Regions from separate parts of the Mus musculus genome. Here regions 2 and 3 are each linked to region 1. A link is a loop called in an ENCODE intact Hi-C map of the cell type or tissue named here. Cell type or tissue: heart. All regions are shown on one strand.

What was found. Peaks named below come from ENCODE experiments on the same cell type or tissue, not always from the same donor. Only the 100,000 strongest peaks of a DNase experiment are listed, where the experiment ranks them.
Region 2: it touches region 1 in a loop (12-fold over the local background); 8 of 42 quality-filtered maps call a loop at or near these places.
Region 3: a loop joins it to region 1, with 4 times the contacts of the local background. A loop is called at or near these places in 3 of 42 quality-filtered maps.

What each region holds. Positions count from the first base shown.
Region 1 is chr4:123,304,622-123,307,121 of GRCm38, reverse strand. No RefSeq gene overlaps it. Among named protein-coding and RNA genes, the nearest start is that of Gm22154, 13 kb to the right of the region's middle. In heart, a CTCF peak has its summit at 1,241 (motif pointing left); no DNase peak of the experiment used is centred here; H3K27ac peaks cover 204 bases.
Region 2 is chr4:123,528,396-123,530,895 of GRCm38, reverse strand. The region is part of intron 5 of Macf1 (microtubule-actin crosslinking factor 1); the gene reads left to right. Among named protein-coding and RNA genes, the nearest start is that of Gm31156, 22 kb to the left of the region's middle. In heart, a CTCF peak has its summit at 1,443 (motif pointing right); a DNase peak (open chromatin) is centred at 1,485.
Region 3 is chr4:123,583,246-123,585,745 of GRCm38, reverse strand. All of the region lies in intron 1 of Macf1 (microtubule-actin crosslinking factor 1), which reads left to right. Among named protein-coding and RNA genes, the nearest start is that of Mir6398, 32 kb to the left of the region's middle. In heart, a CTCF peak has its summit at 1,485 (motif pointing right); no DNase peak of the experiment used is centred here; H3K27ac peaks cover 601 bases.

The sequences.
Region 1 (2,500 bases):
GGGTGCCTGGGCCAAGTTGGCCTTCGAGGGGCTTGGGGGAAACGAACATGGGCTCCCTGCACTCTGCTCCCAGCCCTTGAAGTGTGTCAGTGCAAACTGTCTACAGCAGCTGAAGGTTGGCTCAGCCTCTGGGGTGCATTAGCCTCATAGATGTGGTAGCTGGTCCTTCCTCACGGGTGAACCAGGTTAATGAGGGTTCTTTTGATCTTTTAACACTGGCTTCTCTTCTCATTTATTTAGCAAAATACTAGCTGTGTGGTAATGAGAACTCCTGTCGAGGTCCCACCCCTGGGGGAACTCATAACCTAGTGGGAACGAGTGGCCCCAGTGATGATTGTAGAGAGCCTGCGGTTTTCTCACCGCAAGCATGAGGACTGGAGTTTGAGTGCCCAGCACCCATGCCTGTAGCCTCAGCACTGGGGGACGGGGAGATGGGCAGCTCCAAGAGATTGCTGCCCAGGCAGCCTGGCTGAAACGTTGAGCTTCCAGTTCAGTGAGAGACGCCGCCCAAGACACCAGCCGTCCTTCTCTGGCTCAGGAAGCTGGGGGCGGGGGGGGGGGGGTCAGACTATGAGACCATTCTCAGCTACATAGTGAGTTTGAAACCAGCCTGTGCTACATAAGACTGTCTCAACAACCAAAAGAAAGTGAATTTAAGATGTGGAAGTCTGGCCAGATGGCCCAGAGGATAAAAACACTTGCTGAACAAGCCTGGCGACCTGAGTACTATGCTGGCACCCATATAAAGGTGACAGGAAAGAACCAACTCCAGAGTTGTGCTCTGACCTCCACATAGGCATCATGACACATCACACACACACACACACACACACACACACACACACTTGTATGCAATTCTGCTCTAATTGGAGACAGAAAGAGTACCTTGGAGGATTGTGTGGTAAGGGTGGGAGGGTGGAGAGCCAGCTGGGCCCAGATGAATGCCAAGAAAGAGCCCCAGGACCCTGGGCAGCATGCTGGCTGGCTAGGAGGTAGTGTCTACTAAACAGGAAGTGGGAAGGAAGTATGGAGGAGGACTGGGGTGGCTTTGATCTGAGACGTCTAAAGGGCCTGTGTAGGAGCCACTGAACACCACAGGCAGACAGACAGCTGGACAAGTGCAGGAAAGCATAGCGCCATCAGATGGAAGACTCACTGAGAGACAAGTTCAACATAGAAGTGGGACAACGTAGAAGTTATGGGACAGGACAGAGGCTCTCAGCAGAGTAGTACTGCCATCTAGAGGCTACTTGGAAAACTGCAAGTATATCATAATCTGGCCTAACTACAAAGCTTGACCTTGCCTTAAAAACCAGTCAACCAGCCAGTGGATTTCTGAGTTCGAGGCCAGTCTGGTCTACAGAGTGAGTTCCAGGACAGCCAGGGCTACACAGAGAAACCCTGTCTCGAAAACCAAAACAAACAAACAAATAAATAAATAAACCAGTCAACCAAAAAACAAAACCAGGAATGGAGGCAGATAATTATAGCCCCAGAAATTAGGAGATAGAGGTGGGATAATCAGGAGTTCAAGGTTATTCTCTGTTTCAGAGTGAGTTTCCAACCAGCCTGGGCTATATAAAATCATGTCTCAAACAAACAAACAAACAAACAAACAAAAACAATAGCTAGGGGGCGATACCCTTAATCTCAGCACTTTGCAGACAGATCTCTGTGAGTTCAAGGCCATCCTAGTCTACATCCAGAGATACACAGTAGGTCTTAAAAAATGATAACAAAATTTAATTACAAGCTGGTGGTAGCTCACAACTTTAATCTCAGCACTTGAGAGGCAGAGGCAGACAGATCTCTGAGTTTGAGGCCAGCCTGATCTACAGAGTGAATTCTAGGATAGTCAGGCTACACAGAGAAACCCTATCTCAAAACAACCAAATCAAAAAAAAAAGTTTTATTGGGCTGGAGAGATGACTCAGCAGTTAAGAGCACTGGCTGCTCTTCTGGAGGTCCAGAGTTCAGTTCCCAGCAACCACTATGATGTACTCATACACATAAAATAAATAAAATATTAAAAAAAAACTTTTAAAAATCCTGTTTTTAATGTAATAAAACTTTTTTTAAAAAAAGATTTATCTACTTATTTATGTATGTGATTACACTGTTGCTGTCTTCAGACACACCAGAAGAGGGCATTGGATCCCCATTACAGATGGTTGTGAGCCACCATGTAGTTGCTGGGAATTGAACTCAGGACCTCTGGAAGAGCAGACAGTGCTCTTAACCACTGAGCCATCTCTCCAGTCCCTAAAAACAAGTCTTTACACAGCAAAAGTACATTATAAACAAAGTAAAATAAAAACTACAGCCTGATAAACCAAGAGAAATATCTGTATGCCTCAGATATCACACAATATTTAATACACAAAGACACACAGGATCTAGGATTAAACATTTAGCTCCGTTGGTGGTGCATCTGTGTATACAGCATGCCTGGTGGCTTTAGTGCCCAGCTCCAACATGGGCACTAAACTGTTAAGCTGGA
Region 2 (2,500 bases), 220 kb before region 1:
CTTTGCTTGTCATAAAATAAGCAGTCAATGAATATTCACTAAGTGGATGAATGTTCTATGAATTTGGTCATCTAAAAGCTGTGAAGGTAGATTGAACGGATAAATTGGCTATGATGGCTTATTAAATTAAATTAATTACTTTAATTATTATTATTAAGCATTGTCCAAATGAGGAAACTGAAACAGTAACCAGTTGGTCTCTTCGGGCCACATATCTTTATAGCAATAACAGAATGCCTTTTCTCTAGGTTTGGCTCAAGCACTTTTTGAGGTGTTGAGGACTTTTAGTTTGTGTGTCCCCACCTCCTTCCCAGAGCAGGTCTCTTGTGGCCCAGGCTATCCTTGAACTCCTGATCCTCCTGCCTCTACCTCACCACCGTGCCAGTTGGTTCTAAGTCCTCTTCTTCCTCTTCTTCCTCCTCCTTCTCCTCCTCTTCCTCCTCCTCCTGCTTCATGGTTGCTTAGTTCTTGGGGTATGATAAAGTGCCATTCATGTTCACAGAGTGAATGAATGACTGTGCATTTTAACTCTGGTTTTCTCTCAAGGAAAACTGTGGGTAATAAATGGTTAACTACCAAAAAAGCCAGAGGAAAAGACTTGAATAAGTAGATCCCAAAAGTTTGCTTTGTGAGAAGGCATAGCCATATGTTCATAGGCTATGCCAGGTGAGGGTCCATGCACACGTTAGTCCTGTAGTCAGTTAACTCAGAAAGAGTGGAAGCATCCCTGTCTAAGAAGAAAATCTTGGGGTTTATTTACTTTCCTTAGAATACAATCAAGGAAAAGAGGTGTACTGAGATCCCTGTGGGAGCTAGGGATGGCTCCTAATGTTTAGCCCCAGGCATAAATGGGAATAAAAGAGATTTACTATAGATCAGGCACTGAGCCAAGTGCTTTACAGACATTATATCATTAGCCTTGTCTTTCAACCCCATTATGTGGGTGGTAGTGTCCATATCTTATAGGTAAGAAATCTGAATCACTCAGTAAATTAGTTAAGCCACTTAGCAATTTGAACCTAGTTCCACCCTTCTCAAATTTCTGTTCCTGTCTTGACCAGTTTTTCTCTGTAGTAGAAAATGACGCAACTGACATATAGACATTTAGAAAAGAGTAGACTCACAGAAGTAAAAATAGAATAAGCTTAGTTCTATAAGCTTCCTAGAGAAACCCACTGCAGTAATAGTTCTACTATTAAGCAGCTATCTCTTTTTGTCCCAGGTTGATCTATTTGGGGGATTTTTTTTTATTAGGTTATATTTCATTAATGGAAGTCAAATGTGTACCTTGCTGCATGAAGCTTAATAGTACCCTTATTTCTGCTTTCTTCATTGTATTTGTGAAGGTTTGGTGGCCGCACGAACAATTTGGTTGTAATGTCATGATTTTTTGCTGGTGAACTGATCTGAGTTTCCCTTGCTCTGACTTGCTGTGTGCTGTGATGTCCATAAGATGGCGCTGCAGTTTTGCTGGCCCTTTAGTGCCAGACTAAGGGAAGAAGCACCCACTGTAGCTACACAAGAGCCGGCCGGCCGGGGCTTTAGGGTCTCTAGTTGCTTTCCTTCTGGGAAGACTCTTCAGGAAAGGTGATAGGGCTGTGCTGGTATATGTTTTTTGAGCTTACATAGCCAGGACAACATAGCAAAATCCCATTACATTCATGTACATACATACATACACAGTGTGTATGTGGCTTAGTGGTGGTGCATATGCCTCTAGCATGTACAAGGCCCTCTATTTGATTCCTGGCACTGCAGGAACATGAAAGATAAACTGCTACAACAGAGAAGAAACATGCATACCTCTTTTCTCCCACTCCATTCAGAGAGCCTTCGATTGCATGTGTTAGGCAGTGTGCTGGAAACCTGGTGGAGGAATTCTGCTGGCTGGCAGCGCAGGGTGTGGTCTATGAGCCTTACTTACATCAGTCTGAGTGAAAATCACCTGGGTTTCAGTCCCTCAGCTGCTCTCCCCAGTCAGCAGCAAGTGTTATTTCTTCGTTGCTTGGCTACAGAGTCTAGCTGCTAGTTTAGAACTATGGGAATATCTTCTTGTTTTATGGCAGTGGAGAGCAGATTTTTCTCCCTCTAGTAATTAATGGAGCTGAAATGAAAAGTCTCTCTTTTATTCTATGGGTATTTTCGAGACAGGGTTTCACTCAGTAGTCCAGGCTAGCTTCAGACTTGCTTTGAAATTCTTCCTTTTTAGCCTCCCAGTAGCTGAGATTACACACATCAACCATTTTGTCGTGTTAACATGAAGTCTAAATGGCTTGTGTCTTCCCCGTCCTCAGTTATTTCAACTTGGACAAGTTAATCAGCTTTCTTAAATCTGAGTTTTCTTTACTTAAAAATTGGGCCACACATGGCTGCTGTGAGAATATAACAGAATAATATATATTATCCTGTTACATTATATATATGTTATATATGTGTGTATCTTCACATAGAACTTGTTATATAGCAAGTACTCAAAATACGATAGCTAACTGTGGCAAAG
Region 3 (2,500 bases), 280 kb before region 1:
ATATACTATAATAAGAATCCCCACTCTCACCCTACAACTGGGAGCTTGATTATTTTGGGTTTTGTATGTTTAAAAAAAAAAAGGCTAGATAATTGTATTATTGCAAGACACACAAGCACCTAAGACTGGAGGATTGTATCTGAGAAGAAGTGCGAGCATGTGCTAAAAGGGCTAGATTTCAGGAAAACAAAACTCTGAGATGTATAACATTTGAAGTGATTAATTTGTATATAATAGTAAAGTGTGACTTTATTGAATCCTAGTTAAAAGTTTTTGTCTGCTCATTAGAGACTGCACTATAGATGCCTGTGAGCCACCATGTGGGTGCTGGGAATTGAACTCAGGACCTCTGAAAGAGCAGCTGGTGCTCGTCACCAAGGAGCCATCTCTCCAGCCCCCAGGAAGTGTTTTTGAAGTAAACTGTCTGACAAAGATTAGCCACAAATGTTCTCACTTGCTTGACAGCTCTTTGAGATTGTTTGAGTAAACCCCATGATTTAATATTTTAGGGAGTTAGAATCCCAGCTATATCAGTTGGAAGAAAATTGAGCTTCAACTACTGTCTAAATCGGCGATGTTGAATGGCAAGGTGCTAGGTGCTCACTGATCAATAAAGGGAGACGCTTTTCTTTTTCTTAACTCTCCTGTAGGCATTGAGGGTGGCAGGTAGACAAGGTTTCCCTTCCTCTGAGGTGATGGGATCAGGGCCTTGCCCTCACACTTGACGGTGGACAGTGAGGGTGATAATGGGACTACCTTGTTGTCTCTACTGGATGAAGCAGTTACACGACCTATAACCAGCCCCTCTAGGTTGGGTTGCTTGGCCTCATGCCCATCGCTTTTGGTTTTATGCAAATTAGAAGCTGTGGCCTCCAGTTTTCAGAGAAGGGCTTGTTTTACTCATTGACATTTTTGCATTGGCCTGTTTCTGCATTGCCACCAGCTGCCATTACAATGTCTCTGCAGCAGTTCTAAGAACTACAGTGCTTGAAAGGACTATTTAGAGAACTGTCTCTAGTCTCAGGATGGGACCTGTGTTTTCTTTAAAACTTAAATTGTTACCCAGATTTCCTTTTATGGCTTGCTCGGTCGTGGCAGCTGGGAGGATGAGCTGGGGAAGCATTATTCACCAGGCTTGCAGAGTGTGCCCTGACTGCAGCAAGTCTCCTGAGCTCCCCAGGAGGAGAAGGGGCCGTCAGGGGTCAGAGACAGTGCCGATGCATTCTGTCTGTTCTTATCTCTGGTAGGACTCCTCACAAAGACGCTGGCTTCCAGTGAGGGCAGCCCATAGATTAGCCAGCTTGTACTATTTCCCATGAAAAGACTGATCTGGCTGGACCAGCATTGTTTTCTCTTATGTCATGCGTGTATATTTTGAGATAAGCTTGAGTTTGTATGATAGAGGTTCTATACTAATTTTACTAGAATAAATGCAACACAGGGTATCTTTGTCCTAGCTATACAATTTAGTTTTCTGTGTCTGTGTTTGTCCAGTAGGGGTCACTGGGCGTTTAGACTCCAGCTGAGACTCACTAAGCCTTGTCCTTGTAGGTAGGTATCTTTATATATTGGACATTATCTCAAGTGCATCAGCACAGGCATAACATACATGTTACACACGCACAGTAGAACATTAGCAAAGGATGGGAACTTATATTAAGAGCTCTGCAGATTTAGTGAGTGTTTGAAGAATATTTATTCCAGATGCTAGATGTTTTGTTTTAAGACGAAATTTCTGCTTTGTTGCTCAAGCTGGCTTCAAACTCCAGAACACAAGTGAGCCTCCTATTTTTTTGCCTCCCAGGTGCTGGGGTTACAGGCATGTGCTAACCATGCCTAGCCAGATTCTTGATAAAGAATGAAACCAAAGCTATGGTAAAATTGCTTCTGTTTAATTTCAATTTTGTTGTTATTTTGTTTGTTTGAGGTAGGGTCTCCTTATGTCGCTCTGGCTTCCCTGGTACTAAGTAGCTGAGGCTGGCCTTGAACTCTTTATTTTCCTCATTTTACCTGCTAAGTGCTTACATTAAAGGCATGCTACCTTGCCTTGCTTTGAGAAGTAGCTGTTTTTAAGAAATGAAGGCTGGTGAGATGGCTCAGTGGGTAAGAGCATCCGACTGCTCTTCCGAAGGTCGGGAGTTCAAATCCCAGCAACCACATGGTGGCTCACAACCATCTGTAACAAGATCTGACTCCCTCTTCTGGAGTGTCTGAAGACAGCTACAGTGAACTTACATATAATAAATAAATAAATCTTTTAAAAAAAAAGAAATGAAGGGGCCCATAGTGGTGCATGCCTTTAATCCTAGCACTTCACCTTAAATTCTAGGGAAAGGCAGAAGATCTCTGTGAGTTTGAGTCCAGTCAGGTCTACAGAGTTCCAAGGACAGCCAGGGCTACACAGAGAAACCCTATCTCCAAAAACAAAAACAACAAAACCCAACAACAACAACATCAAAAATGAAAACAATCCTATATGTATCCAGGTATTTTACAATTG